Linked DNA regions of Homo sapiens: region 1 is linked to region 2. The links are chromatin loops, found by intact Hi-C in ENCODE. Cell type or tissue: dorsolateral prefrontal cortex. All regions are shown on one strand. Links, peaks and the distances in the headings refer to the core of each region. The heading gives the core; the rest is flanking DNA.

Evidence for each region. A loop is a pair of places that touch in the nucleus more often than their neighbours do. Peaks named below come from ENCODE experiments on the same cell type or tissue, not always from the same donor. Only the 100,000 strongest peaks of a DNase experiment are listed, where the experiment ranks them.
Region 1: it touches region 2 in a loop (4-fold over the local background); 47 of 110 quality-filtered maps call a loop at or near these places.

What each region holds. Positions count from the first base shown.
Region 1 is chr17:51,294,844-51,302,899 of GRCh38, reverse strand. It overlaps UTP18 (UTP18 small subunit processome component), which reads right to left. Exons shown (of 14, transcript NM_016001.3): 13 at 5,897-5,935; 14 at 4,967-5,118. The coding sequence ends at 5,911. Among named protein-coding and RNA genes, the nearest start is that of LINC02071, 36 kb to the left of the region's middle. In dorsolateral prefrontal cortex, for the core only: CTCF peaks have their summits at 3,712 and 3,917; no DNase peak of the experiment used is centred there; H3K27ac peaks cover 868 bases.
Region 2 is chr17:51,532,896-51,540,951 of GRCh38, reverse strand. No RefSeq gene overlaps it. Among named protein-coding and RNA genes, the nearest start is that of LINC02073, 100 kb to the right of the region's middle. In dorsolateral prefrontal cortex, for the core only: CTCF peaks have their summits at 4,724 and 4,923 (motif pointing right); no DNase peak of the experiment used is centred there.

The DNA.
Region 1 (8,056 bases), core at 1,493-6,492, 240 kb after region 2:
AGGCTGGAGACTGCTCTCTATTATCCTAGAAGCAGGAAAAAAAACCCTCAAATTTGCCTTCCCTGTTGGGAGCAAGCTCAAAGCCCTAAAGGAGTAACCTATTTGTCATGGAAGCAGGAAAACTAGCCTTCCTTGTGCTGGAGGAAGCAAATAAAACTCACAAGAAAAAAAGGAGTTGTAAAGCAAAATAAACTTCAGATCTTGACCAAATTTTGAGAGATCAGGGATTCTCTGGAGGGCGTGCTTCCAGGCCTCAGCAAATTGCCCTATTGGTTTGAGCCATCAAGACAGCTCAAGATGGTACCAAGCACCAATAGGAGATTTGTCAAAGGCCGGGAGGCACCTCCACTCAGAGTTCCTTTGTGGTTACCAAAATGTGAACCCTGAATATCTGAGACAGGTCTCAGTTAATTTAGAAAGTTTATTTTGCTAAAGTTGAGGACTTGCACCTGTGACACAGCCTCAGGGAGTCCCGACAACATGTGTGCCCAAGATGGTCAGGGCACAGCTTGGTTTTATACATTTTAGGGAGACATGAGACATCAATCAATATATGTTAAGAGGTACATTGGTTCTGTCCAGAAAGGCAGGACAACTTGAAGCAGGGAGGGGGCTTCCAGGTCACAGGTAGGTGAGAGAAAAACAGTAGCATTCTTTTGAGTTTCTGATTAACCTCTCCAAAGGAGGCAATCAGATGTGCATTTATCTCAGTGAGCACAGGGATGACTTTGAATAGAATGGGAGGCAGGTTTGTTCTAACCAGTTCCTGGCTTGACTTTTCCCTTTAGCTTAGTGATTTGGGGGCCCCAAAATGTATTTTCCTTACATGCCTCTGTCCCCCTAAAATATCTAAAATCAAGCTATAACCCAACCACCTTGGGCACATGTTCTCAGGATCTCTTGAGAGTCTGCATCGGGCCTTGGTCACTCATATTTGGCTCAGAATAATTCCCTCAAATATTTTATGGAATTTGACTCTGTCGCCAACTTTTTGTTCTGTCTGTAATCAAGTCAGATTTTTTAAGTTTATAGAATTTTGATACAGGCGTGCAATGTGTAAGAATTGCATCATGGGGCTGGGCACGGTGGCTCACGCCTGTAATCCCAGCACTTTGGGAGGCCGAGGTGGGTGGATCACCTGAGGTCAGGAGTTCCAGACCAGCCTGACCCATATGGTAAAACCCCATCTCTACTAAAAATACATGTGGTGGGGGGCGCCTGTAATCCCAGCTACTCGGGAGGCTGAAGCAGGAGGATCACTTGAACCTGGGAGGCGGAGGTTGCAGTGAGCCAAGATTGTGCCACTGCACTCCAGCCTGGGCGACAGAGCAAGACTCTGTCAAAAAAAATAAAAATAAAACATGGCAAGTGGGCTATCAATCCCCTCAAGTTTTTATCCTTTGTTACAAACAATCCAATTACACTGTTATTTTAGAATGTACAATTAAGTTATTACTGACTATAGTCACTTTGTCACTTTGTTGTGCCATTAAATACTAGGTCTTACTCATTACAGAGAAAAATTGGAAACATAATGCTTTGAACCAGTCTTTGTAGCAGGGATTGGGCTAGAGAAAAAACTCAAGTTTAAAGTCAGTCTAAACTACCTAGCTTATGTGACAGTTAATGGAGAAGCTTTAACATTATAGGGAACATAAAAAGTGTTTGGGAACAGTGGAGGACAGGGTGTGGAAATGTGTCAAGTTTGGCATGGCAGCCAGGCACCCAGGCCAGTGGTCCTTTAATAAGAAATGTACATTGAGGTGAGAACGGTGGCTCACGTCTATAATCCCATCACTTTGGGAAGTTGAGGCAGGCAACTGCTTGAGCCCAGGAGTTCCAAGACCAGCCTGGGCAGTATGGAGAAACCCTATCTCTACTAAAAATATAAAAATTAGATGGGCGTGGTGGGGTGCCTCTGTAGTACCAGCTACTCGGGAGGCTGAGGTGGGAGGATCACTTGAACCTGGGAGATTGAGGCTGCAGTGAGCCATGATCATGCCACTGTACTCCAGCCTGGGTGACAGAGCAAGACCCTGTCTCAAAAGAAAAAAAAGAAATGTACATTGAATGTACCAATGTAAACATATCTGTTTATGGCCGGGTGCAGTGGCTCACGCCTGTAATCCCAGCACTTTGGGAGGCTGAGGCAGGTGGATCACCTGAGGTCAGGAGTTCGAGACCAGCCTGGCCAACATGGCAAAACCCCGTCTCTACTAAAAATACAAAAATTTAGCCGGGCGTGGTGGTGGATGCCTGTAATCCCAGCTACTCTGGAGGCTGGGGCAGGAGAATCTCTTGAATCAGGAGGCAGAGGTTGCAGTGAGCCGAGATCACAACATTGCACTCCAGCCTGGGTAACAAGAGCAAAACTCCGTCTCAAAAACAAAAACAAAACAAAAAACCCTATCTGTTTCTAAGTTATCTCTATGATCTACAGTATGAATACATTATGTAACAAGAATACTTTTTTTTTTGAGACGGAGTGTCACTGTGTTGCCAGGCTGGAGTGCAGTGGCATGAACTTGGCTCACTGTAACCTCCGCCTCCCGGGTTCAAGTGATTCTCCTGCCTCAGCCTCCCGAGTAACTGGGACAAAAATACTTTTTACACAGCATAGAAGTTCTAGTATTTCCTTCCCACAATCTAAAGGGCTGTATCTCATACCCTTAAGAGTATGCAAACCCTGCTTTGTGGACCACTGATCTATGTCAAAATGATGGCTTTGGGACCAAGATGCTCAATCTCTTGAAACTTCAATTTACTTTCCTGTAAAATGACAATGTTATTTTCCTCACAGAGGAACGAGAATTATATGAGATTCTATGTATGTATTACTGATGTCAGCACAATTACAGCACCAGGGGGTCGGAAAGGCTATCCACATCCCCACAGCCTACCTTCTCCGCCAGCCTCCATTTCCTCCAGTTTAAAAGAATGGAAAATGCTTTGTTTCTTGTGTAATGACTTTGCAGATGCATTTAAGTATCATCCCAAGTAGCTTAAGAACTCTTCGAAGCTGTGAGCCAGCACCTGACTTCATGGGCATTTGCTTGCCTCCATCCCATCCTCAAACTGGAGGTGCAGATATGCCTACAAACCCTTCAGCTGGTCAGCTTATAACAGGTTACATATCCGTACCAGAAACACACACATACGCACACACTTAACGTCCATCGGTAAGGCAAATGACTTTTCACCTGGACTTTGTTTAAACAGAGGAAACGTCTTCGTAAGACTAATCATTCTTCGGTTCACTAACTATTAGTGAGGATGTGGGGGAGAGATGAATGGGATACATCAAAGATTTCAACTTGTCGATTTATCAAAGTATACCCAAGTACATCCTGTGTGGCTCTGGATGGCAAAATATCACCTCACAGCTCAAGATGGTTCCCCCCAAAACAGAGAGACATGAGCCACTTTCATGCTGTCACAGCAACTGCCAAAAGAGCATCTGTAAAGAATTTCATGGCTATGGATCTCATTTCCTTGAAGAATTAGCTTGGCACTGGTTACAAGGAGACGCAATGAAAGTCTGACTCGAATCCCTAACTCTCATTGAGGGGGAAAAAATATTAAACATTACAATACAAGACACAGGATTAGTAGCACCTCTGTAGAACAAATAGCACATCTGTCTATCTTGGAGATTAGAACTGGATTCTTTATTCTGCTCCTAGTAGTGTATAAAAATGATCTAGAGAGTTTAACAAAGAACAGTTAAAATTTAGACTCTGCTTCCATCATTTTCTGTAGGATAAGTTCCTATAAACTGTCACACTTCTGGGAACTGAAAACCATACGCAAAATAAGCACATATAAGGCTTGGTGTCCATTTCTGAAACAATTTTGCTGAAGCTAAGGACAAGGTGACAGCAAAAAGCTCCAAAAGCCTTGCCTTCAACTATTCATGTGATCCAATGCTGCCCTCTAGCAATGGGAGAGAGAAATAGCACTAACAATCCCACTGGTTTCAGGAATTCAAGGTTTTAGCATTAATAGTATTTACTATGGAAAAAGTTGCTGAAAAAGGAGGAAGTAGGGGAAGGGTCTCCACAATTAGATTGCAACAGTCCATCTCAACAGAAAATGTTCTTTTAGAAAGACACTGGGATAAGTTAACACAACCCATACCTATTGGACTGCTCTATGTCCTACGTCCTCTCCAGCTGACCCAGGAGAGCCTTGAAGACACGAAGGGACTCTCCACTGACCTGGAACCTATTACTTCACCGGGCAAAGCTACTTTCTGTTGCTGAAAAAACTCCCTCCTCCGCCGACTTCTCTCTTCCATGTTTTAGTAGAGGGTGGGGCTAAAAGCTATTAGACCTAACTTGATACTTCTCGTAACACCCGCCCAACCCCTTTAATACTTCCTAAATGCACGATATGGTGTCAGTTCTTCCTAAGAAATGTAAGGACTGGTCTCAAGCAAGGTTATATTATGATAAGAGAACTATGGAGCCAGCTGCCAACCTTGAAATACAAATTAAACATTTAAGTTGGCATAATGAACATTTCCAGGAAGGGCAGTGGCTAATAATCTGTAGGACAAGGCTACCAGGTTTACTATGGCTCCTCTTCAAATGACAATGACAAAGATTTGAAGTAATAAGGCCAGAAAAGCCTTTTCATTTCCAAAATCATCTTTCCTGGAAGACTTGGAAGTTCAAACTTCACTACGTGAGATTTCACTGCTCTCATATCAAGCCGACTGACCTCCATAGCTCAAGAGACTACCTGTTAGCTGATCCCCTAAAGCATGGAGGATCGATTCAGGAAGGGGGATCTATTCAGGAAGAGATCTATGCATCAGGGTTAGCTGTATGAGAAGTATGAGAAAATCTGCTTATATTATTTTTGGCTACAGACAGGTGTTTCCAATTTCTCATGTTTAGTCTTAAATGCATCCAAGTTTGTGTGTGTGTGTGTTGGGGGTGGAGGGAAGAACCAGATACACTTATTTTCAAACAAAAGCTGCCACATGTTTATTAAGACATTACTGGCTCTTAAGCACAGCTGGATCTATAAATCATTTTCCATATATTATCACATATTCAGGAAAGTTTCTGAGATGATATATCAAGACAGGCTTCTCTTGTGACTCAACTGGACCTGAGGAAAGAACAAAAGAAATTACATACCTGATTTATAGCTGCTGGTCATCAACAGACACGTACTGGCAATGTAATCTTTTGAGACAGGAGAGCTAAACTGCTTTCCCCTCCTTGCTAAAGCTTTGCCCAAAATGCCTGTACCTTTAAAAATCCTTTGTCCTAATTAAATCTATCTGCATTCTCAAAGTCCCTCAACATTCATTAATCTCTGAGGAGACCAAACAGTCAACTGTGATGAAGAGGCCAATTGCAAAGCTCAATCTCAGAACCACCACATCTCAGGCCTGAAAGGACACCATGAGAAGGGAAGGATGTTCTATGGTTTTAAATATTGGGCAGCAGAACTAATGGCCAGCCCCATTATCTAGCTCTGTGAAACAGAGCAAGCTGCTAATCTCTCAAGAAACATATATATAATAAGAGGATTCAAGCTCATACAAGCTATAGCTATATCTGAAGACCCATCTCTCTGTGTTATTAAGTCTTTTGTGGATTAAACATGTTCAGTAATTACAATTTTGATGAGAATTATTGAATGCAACATTAGAGATCAGACCTCAGAAGAACCGAGCCAGATTGCTGTGATTTGGGATAAGAAAGGAGGGTCCAACTTCAGCTAGACAGTTCCTGATCTACTTCCAACCCACCCCTCTAAATAAAGATGCAGTAACTTAGGGGTAGAGAAACAAAGCTCAGCTAATGTGCTGCTTCCACCAACTGACAGCAATGGGTGTATCTTAAAACCTGCAGAATTTGTAAGAAAAGGGTTTTCTTACTTCAAATAGTCTCTTTAGAAGTCTGAGTAATGGTGCAACCTGGAAAAGTAAAAAATAAGTCATCTGAACAACTTTGTAATTACCCACAGTGTTTTCAATTAGATCACAGAAGGGCACTTAGGAAGATTTTAGTGGGAAAAATATGTAATCACAATCATTCACACCAGGCAGTTAGGTTCAGACTCCTCAATCTGACATTCTGGAGGATCTGAACGCCTCAGATTTTAGGTAACATGAGTAGGCTTACTCCAAAGTTTCACATGGGGGGTCTATGAAATACCTGATCAGACATAAACAATAAAAATGTCATCAGTCAATTCCAGTCACTGGTATAGCTAGAAACAGTGTCATTCTAAAGAGCAATGCTCTGGTGGAAAATCTAATGGCCTTTGGGTCTTAGAGAAAAAAAAATTTCACTTATAAAAATACCAAAGGATTTGGAAGAAAATTCTAAGTGCAATAAGAATCTGCATCCTTTTATAAAATACAAACTGAAACAGAACCACTCCAAATCTGATCTGAAATGAGACTGATGAAATTATCCTGGTATAACCTGTTTTCCTTTCAAAGTAAGTAGAACTGTAAACCACATTATTGTCTGGTATATTCTCCTTTCACAACTATTTCCTCAAAACCAATTTACATTCCTCCTTTTCTTCACTCCAGATTTTAGTCCGTTTTGAAAGCAGGAATTCCCTAAAGCATACAAACATAAACACAGGGTTCTATGTAGCATTCACTACCAACACAAGGAGCAAGGCAAGAGGGCTGTGATTTACATCACAAGTTTTCTACTGAAAGCTCTTTAGTTCTCCCTAAAGATCCACCTTGTCACCTATATCTTCTAGCAATGATGCAATTAGGTTTTGTTTGTTCCTGTTTTATAGCCAAGTATGTTGGGTACAGAAAAGAACCTGGACAGCGCATATAAGTTTTGGTTATCTTTGTGGTTAACACCCTTATTTACAGCTTACAGCTACAGGGAAAGAAACACCTTTTAAAAAGAAATCAATTAAATCTAGTGGAGTAAACTGAATTATTAAATCAGCAAAAGCTAATCTAAACATAAGGCACGAAGAAAGTGGAAATATTATTAAAGTGGCTTTTTCTCAATTTGACATTCTCAAAATAGTGCTTTCCAAAAAATATATATATTCCCCAGGTGAAGTTTCCTGCTAGTGACATTTTATGGTAGAAAATTACCCAAAGTACTGCCCAAGGTTATTTATAGATTCAATGCCATCCCCATCAAGCTACCAATGACTTTCTTCACAGAATTGGAAAAAACTACTTTAAAGTTCATATGGAACCAAAAAAGAGCCCGCATAGCCAAGTCAATCCTAAGCCAAAAGAACAAAGCTGGAGGCATCATGCTACCTGACTTCAAACTATACTACAAGGCTACAGTAACCAAAACAGCAGGGTACTGGTACCAAAACAGAGATATAGACCAATGGAACAGAACAGAGGCCTCAGAAATAATGCTGCATATCTACAACCATCTGATCTTTGACAAACCTGACAAAAACAAAAAATGGGGAAAGGATTGCCTATTTAATAAATGGTGCTGGGAAAACTGGCTAGCCATATGTAGAAAGCTGAAACTGGGTCCCTTCCTTACACCTTATACAAAAATTAATTCAAGATGGATTAAAGACTTACATGTTAGACCTAAAACCATAAAAACCCTAGAAGAAAACCTAGGCAATACCATTCAGGACATAGGCATGGGCAAGGACTTCATGTCTAAAACACCAAAAGCAATGGCAACAAAAGCCAAAATTGACAAATGGGATCTAATTAAACTAAAGAGTTTCTGCACAGCAAAAGAAACTACCATCAGAGTAAACAGGCAACCTACAAAATGGGAGAAAATTGTCGCAACCTACTCATCTGACAAAGGGCTAATATCCACAATCTACAATGAACTCAAACAAATTTACAAGAAAAAAACAACCCCATCAAAAAGTGGGCGAAGGATATGAACAGACACTTCTCAAAAGAAGACATTTATGCAGCCAAAAAACACATGAAAAAATGCTCATCATCACTGGCCATCAGAGAAATGCAAATAAAAACCACAATAAGATACCATCACACACCAGTTAGAATGGCGATCATTAAAAAGTCAGGAAACAACAGGTGCTGGAGAGGATGTGG
Region 2 (8,056 bases), core at 1,897-6,896:
GCACAGAGATGGCACCACTGCACTCCAGCCTGGGTGACAGAGCAAGACTACAGCTCAAAAAAAAAAAAAAAAAAAAAAAAAAAGGAAATCCTGTCGTATGCTATAACATGGATTGACCTAAGATATTATGCTAAGTAATGTGAGCTTGTTACAAAAAAGAAATTATATTATTTTACTTATATGAGTTATCTAGAGTAATCAGATTGATAGGAAATAGAATAGTGCTTTACCAAGGGCTGGGAGGAGAGGAAATAAGAAGTTATTGTTTACGGAGCTTCTGTTCATGGAGATGAAAAATTTTTGGAGTTGGATGGTGGTGATAGTTGCACAACAATGTGAATGTCCTTAATGCCACTGAATGTTTAAAAAATGGTTAAAATGGTTAATGTTATGTGTATTTTAATCACAATTTTTCAAGTAGGGAAGTATTCTTGGTTCTCTAGGGGCCAGGAAATACAACATTTTTGCAGTTAGATCTTTTCATCTCCTTCTGGGGTTCCAGGAAGTCTAACCACAAGATGGCACAAGTCACCAATTGCATTCATGCTTTCATCAATGGACACAGAGTGCCTACTGTGTTTTAAGAACTAGGACTACAAAGACAAACTGCACACACTGTGCAAGGGACGTGCTTCCAGGAGGCGGCACCCTACAGCCATCAAACCCTCTGGGGCCCGCATAATGTTGTGTTCCCTTCAATTCCTACCGCACGGAGTCACCCCAGGTTCTTTCAGAGACGAGGAGAATGCCCCTTGCCCAAGGCTCTGTCTTAGGTTGTCACCAGGCCTGATGCCACTCTGCTTCCCAAATCCCATGAGATCCTAGTGCAAACAGTCCCTTTCCCACAAACTGACAGCTCTCTGATTCCAGAAGGCTCAGAGTGGGTCCACGGGGCCACCCTAGAGACAACACCATCTCTCTTCTTCACAGGGCTGGGACTTGCCTTGGGCACAATTTTAAAGGGGTGCCAAAAAACTTCACAATCAAGATAAAGAATATTTTAATGCAACATTTTTTAAAAATCAAAATGAATGCAAAGAATCCCGAGATGAACAAAACATCATAACTTGAAATAAAAATAGGATCAGTGTTACTGAATTGTCCTTTTGCCTCAGGCTTAAAGATGGCTTGGCATGACACTGTTCTTGACCCTTTATTCATTTGAAATGTTGATGTTTTGTTCGTTGTGATATGTTGTATTCATATTTGCATTTCAACTGTTTTTCCACTGCATTACAATATAATTACTGAGTTCTTGGGCACCCCTTTAAGTTTGGGCCTGAGACAAGTGCCTTACTCACCTCACCTCAGTCCAGGCTTTACTTCTCCATTTCATTCCCTCTACCCTCAGCAGCCTGCAGCGACTTAGACCTGCAGCAATGCCTCCCAACAGATAATTAAGGACCCACCTGGTCGTCAAAGAGAGAGCAGTATCAATCATCCCAGGCTCATACCTTTGAGACCAGGGGAGTGGGGGCATCTGTTAGGAACTGAACGTTTGTGTACCTAACCACAACAAATTCATATGTGGACATTCTAACTTTCCATGTAAAAGTACTAGGAGGTGGGGACTTGGGAGGTGTATTAGTCTGTTCTCACACTGCTAATAAAGACATACCTGAGACTGGGTAATTTATAAAGGAAGAGGTTTAATGGACTCACAGTTCCACATGGCTGGGGAGGCCTCACAATCATGGCAGCAGGCCAGAGAACATGTGCAGGGGAACTCCCCTTTATAAAACCAGCAGATCTCATGAGACTTATTCACTGTCACAAGAACAGCATGGGAAAGACCCACCCCCATATTTCAATTATCTCCCACCAGGTCCCTCCCATGGCACGTGGGGATTACGGGAGCTACAATTCAAGATGAGATTTGGGTGGGGACACAGCTAAACTGTATCAAGAGGTGATTAGGTCATGAGAGTGGAGCCCTCATGAACAGGATTAGTGCCCTCATAAGAGCTTTCTTTCTCTCTCCCCCTCTCCCCGACCCTCTCTCCCTCTCCCTCATGTCTACCCCACCCCATGTGAAAATACAATGAGAAGGCAGCCATGTGCAACCTAGAAGAGGAAGCTCATCAGAATTACACCATGCTGGCACCCTGATCTTGGACTTCCAGCCTCCAGAGCTGTAAGAAGTAAATTTCTGTTTTTTATAAGCCACCCAGTCTATGGTGCTTTGCTGCAGCAGCCTGAACTGGCAAAAACAGTCTCTCTCCCTATGCTCCTGCCCATCTCTCCCACCAGCCTGCAAGCACTTACAGAAAGGCTCTGTGCTGCTTCCTTGGTGTCTGTATCCTGGGCCCCTAGCACAGCACCTACAATAGGGCAGGGTCTCAAGCAGTGTTGCCAAACTCACTTTAATCCCTCTAAGAGTCCCTGCGAGAAATATAAACAAGTATATTTACTTCCACACCCTCTCATTTGCCTCACGTGAAGTTTTATCCAGTTTTATAATTTTCTTCTTCCTTTTCTTCAATCCAGGCTTCTTGGAGAGGTTAAGCTGCTTTTTAATCAAATACATTTCCCTTGCAACCTGTTCCTCACATCTCTATCTGGCAGGTCACAGACTCTTGCCTGTAATTACCCCCTATTTTCAGCTTTGCCGCCTAAGCTTTCACTGTGGAGTTCATCCCCTGCGGGTAATTTTCAGCTGTTTTGTGAGCTCAAACGAATCCCCACCCCAGCCTTCAACAACTCTCATAGACACTTCACCGTTCACTATTTTATTTCCTTAATTGGATTTTAATTTGTTTCACTAAACCCAGATTTACTTGAAAATTTCTCATCCCATGTTGAAATTGCAAATTGAAATGACACATACCTTGCCAAAGGAAGAGGGAACAGGATGTAGGTCAGGAAAATTACAAAGGGCAGAAAGAGAGCCAAAAGAAAGAAGGTCAGGCTGGGCGCAGTGGCTCAGTCCTGTAATCCCAGCACTTTGGGAGGCCGAGGTGGGTGGATCACGAAGTCAGGAGTTCAAGACCAGCCTGGCCAACATGGTGAAGCCCTGTCTCTACTAAAAATACAAAAATTAGCCGAGCATGGTGGCACACACCTGTAATCCCAGCTACTCAGGAGGCTGAGACAGGAGAATCACTTGAACCTGGGAGGCAGAGGTTGCAGTGAGCCAAGATCACATCACTGTGCTCCAGCCTGGGCAACAGAGTGAGACTCTGTCTCAAAAAAAAAAAAGAAGGCCAAATGGACCCGGTTTTGGTTCACAAAACCATCTAACTTGTGAGTATAACAAGACCACCTCATGGCCATTTTACAATGTTACATTCCCAGAAACTTCCAAACTGAGATTCAAAAGATGCACACACTGAAAAATAAGTCTTTATTTTGCTGATCGCTATGTCTCTCACTACTACCCTTTCTTGGTAAATCAGTAACTATTCTTTAGCTTCTCTTTGATCCTCCCCATTCTTTATCCTAAGCAACACAGCAAGGCCCAGGAGCTACGCAGGTGATTTGAGGATCCCCCCAGAAAACAATGGAGAGGGCAACGCTATGAGCACTTAGACACTGTATTACTTGTTCCTCTGTCACACACCCATTGCCTCTGAATCCATTTCAAGGCGAATCTGTGGCAGGTACCTTAGTTCAAGTGGACAGAATAACAGCATCTCCCTTTCGGCCTGAGGGACACACAGAGTGGAGATTGGGATGGAGCTGGTATACAGGATAAGGGCAGCTGTTCAGTAGGACTGACTCATTGTGTGCAGGGCTCCCAAACCCTGGCTTTTGAGAAAGTGCCGCTAGGTGCCAACTCATACCTGCATCCTGACTCAACTTCAGCACATCTTTAGGAATAGATATCCTAAGCTAACTTATAACCCGGTATATTAGTCCATTCTCACATTGCTATAAAGAACTACCTGAGACCAGGTAACTTATAAAGAAGAGGTTTAATTGGCTCACGGTTCTGCAGGCTGTACGGGAAGCCTGGCTGGGAAGTCCTCAGGAAACTCACAATCATGGCAGAAGGCAAAGGGGAATCAGACACGTCCTACATGACTGGAGCAGGAGGAAGACAGCAAAGGGGTAGGTGCTACACACTTTAAACAACCAGATCTCATGAGAACTCACTCACTATCGCGAGAATAGCAAGGGGGCTGTCCATCCCCATGATCCAATCACCTCCCACCAGGCCCCTCCTCCAACACTGGGGATGACAATTAGACATGAGATTTAGGTGGGGACACAAATGCAAATCGTATCACCTGGCTTCTATGCGTTCCCTGCCCCTGGGTTAGTGTTTCCAAACTTCCCTGATGATAAGCATCACCTGGGTACTTGTTATAATTGTGAATTCCAGCCCCATTCCAGACCCATTAATTGAGAATCACCTGTAGAAGGGTCCGGGGAGCTGTATAATCAGCCCCAGGGGATTCTGTTTTGTTCGGTTGGTTGGTTGGGGGGGAATTTTTTTGTTTTGTTTTTTGTTGTTTGTTATTTGTTTGTTTTGACAGATCAGAGTCTTACTCTATTGTTGAGGCTGGATTGCAGTGGCTCAATCATCGCTCGCTACAGTCTTGAACTCCTGGTCTCAAGTGATTCTCCTGCCTCAGCCTCCTGAGTAGCTGAGACTACAGGCACATGCCACCACACTCAGCCAATTTTTAAAAATTAGTTTTTGTAGAGACAACTTCTCACTATGTCACCCAGGCTGGTATCAAACCATCCTCCTGCCTTGGCCTCCCAAAGTGCTGGGATTACAGGTGTGAGCCACCACACTCAGCCCCTAGGGGTCTGAGAATTAAAACTGGGAAATTGATGATGCCTGGTCCCTCCCTCAGAAATCCTGGGCAGGGTTTCTCAACCTTGATATTATTGACATTTTGAGCCGAACAATTTTTTGAAGGGCTGTCCTCTACACTGAAGGAAGCTTAGCATCCCTGATCTCTACCCACTAGATGGCAGTAGTACCTGCAACCCAGTTATAACAACCAAAACTACCTCCAAACATTGGCAAATATTAGGAAGTGTAGGGCAAAATCCACATGGTTGAAACCCACTAGTCTAGGGTGTGGCCTGAGCACTGTAGGTTTTTTAAAGCCCTCCGGATGATTCAATGTGCAGCCAAAGTGCTTTAGCACTTCTAAAACTGTAATGTGCATGAAAATCACCTGTGGGTTTGTGAAACTGCAGTTTCTGATTCTGCAGGTCTGCATAGGGCCTGAGAGTCTGCATTCCTAACAGGCCCCCAGGGAACACTGATGTTGCTCACTGGCACTTTGAGAAGCAAAGCTAAACATCATCCTTTAATGGGGCCAGTCACAAGGGTTATTTTATCCAACTGTTATAGCAAACTAGTTTTCCCCTGAGTCAAAAAATACGAGATCACCATAATGCAAGGGTGGAACTTATAAACAAGGTCCATGGAGTGGGGAGGATACTGACAGGTTGCCCACCATTCAATCTCCTAGAGAAATTATTTGCAGAAAAAGCTACCTGCACAGGTTCTCCTGTGTACCGCACCATTAACCCTGAGGACCACAAATCAGCCATTGGTCTGGAGGCTCTCCACGGATGACAAGAATCACCTGACTCCCTCCAGGGGCGAGAGAAGGGCAGGGGTGGGTGGAGCCCAGCCATAGATGACCCTGATCTTCCTGTGTCAGTCGATGTAAGAGCAATCCTTTGCCCAGATAATTCTTGTTTGCTTGTTTGAGATGGAGTCTCGCTCTGTCACCCAGGCTGGAGTGCAGTGGCACGATTTTGGCTCACTGCACCCTCCGTCTCCTGGGTTCAAGCGATTCTCCTGCCTCCGCCTTCTGAGTAGCTGGAATTACAGGCGCCCACCACCATGCCTGGCTAACTTTTGTATTTTTTTTTAGTAGAGACGAGGTTTCACCATGTTGGCCAGGCTGATCTCGAATTCCTGACCTCAAGTGATCCACCCACCTCAGCCTCCCAAAGTGCTGGTATTACAGGTGTGAGCCACTGTGCCCAGCTTTGCCCAGATAATTCTCTTCCTCCCTTAAAAATATGCTTTCTGGGGACAGAAAATGGAATGTAACAAAGAGTTCTTTGGTGGAGACTGCAAAGGAGGGACAGAAAAGAACTTGGGAGTAGTAAGTTCAAGATAAATGTCAGAATCTTCCTGTCCAACCCTTTGGACATGAGCTCTGGCCTGGTCACATGCTAGGATTCTGAAAGCCTAAAATTCTTCATTTGAAGCTTTAGGAAATCCAAGAATGGGCAGTTCTTAAAACCTTACAACAAAACCAACTTCCAAAAACCAGAACGAGTTGAAAATTTTTAGTAAATTAGCACAATAAAAGGTGCTTCCTTAACATAATAAACCAAGAGCAGCAGCATCATTTTTATCAATGAAATACTAAAGACATTCTGAGAAATGAAACAGGGATGTCCATCATCACCACCATTACTTATCTTTATCATTTATTGTTGTTATTCAGGTAATTCTAACCAGTGATTGGGAAAAGGAGAGAGAAAAAAAACAATATAAATATTGGAGGAAAGGAAAAATGTGATTACCTGGAAACCCAAAAAGGATTAACTGAAGACTTTTGATCTAATAACAGTTTGGTAAGCTGGCCAATTAAAAAATGCAAACACAGAAATCAATAGCATTTTTATGCAGGCCAAGTCTAAAAAAAAAAGCCTAATAATTTACACTCTTTCCCAACTCACTATAAAAAGTAATCCATGAGGGTTTTAAAGATATGTTCACAATTCTTTAATATGTCTCTCAAGAAGTGAGGCTTCATTTCACTCCCCCAGTCTTCTGACTTGGGTTCTCTCTCTCTCTCGCTCTCTGTCTCTCTCTCATCACTTTCTCTCTGTGTGTTTTCTGGGGAAAGCTAGCTAACATATCATGAAGACACTCGGCCTATGTAGATCCCCGCATGGCAAGTGTTTTAGTTCATTTTGTGCTGCTGTAACAGAATACCACAGATTAGGTCATGCATAGAGAACACACATTTATTTCTCACAGTTCTGGCAGCTGGAAAGTGCAAGATCAAGGTGCTGGCAGATTAGGGCCCAATCTCTCTGCTTCCAAGATGGTGCCTTGAATGCTACATCCTCTGGAGGAGAGAAACATGCATCCTTATGTAACAGAAGAGGAGGAGAGCAAACCCACTCCTGCAAGCCTTTTTTTTCTCTCCCACCACCCCCCAAGATGGAGTTTTGCTCTTGTTGCCCAGGCTGGAGTACAATGGTGCAATCTTGGCCCACTGCAACCTCTGCCTCCCGGGTTCAAGCAATTCTCCTGCCTCAGCCTCCCAAGTAGCTAGCATTACAGGCATGCGCCGCCACGCCCCTGTAATTTTGTATTTTTAGTAGAGACAGGGTTTCTCCATGTTGGTCAGGCTGGTCTCGAACTCCTGACCTCAGGTGATCCTCCTAAAGTGCTGGAATTACAGACGTCAGCCAACTCACCCAGCCCCTTGCAAGCCTTGTTACAGTGGCATTAATGCATTCCTGAGGGCAGAGCCCTGGTAACCCAAACAACTCCCATTAGGCCCCACCTCCCAATGCTGTTGCATTGGGGATTAAGCCTTCAATACATGAATGTGGAGGGGACAAAATGTTCAAACCATAGCCGCAAGAAACTAAGGCTTACCAGCAGCTTGGAAGCAGCTCCTCCCACTAATTGAATCTTGAAATGACCACAGCCTCATGAGAGATCTTGCACCAGAACCATGCAGCTAAGCTGCTCCCAGATTCCTGACTCAGAGAAACTGTGAGATAATAAATGTTGCTTTAAGATGCTAAGGTTGCAGTAATTTGTCATGTAGCAACAAATAACTAATAGAGAATGTTTTGTTGCTCAAGTGACCAAGGATCTCAGCTTGGGCGGTGCTGATCACAGTAATGGATAGACAGGCAGAGTTGGAATAATCCTAGAAATACTAGTTTGGGGTGACATTTAAAGGAGCTTGGTGCTACCCAAGGAAGAGCAGAATAGATCTGGAAGAGGTGAATGGAGAGAGAGAGAGAGATACACAGCTGGTAGGATGGGTGACCAATGATGAGGCATCTAGCCTGCTTTGCTGTGCACCATGCAATGTAATGCTCC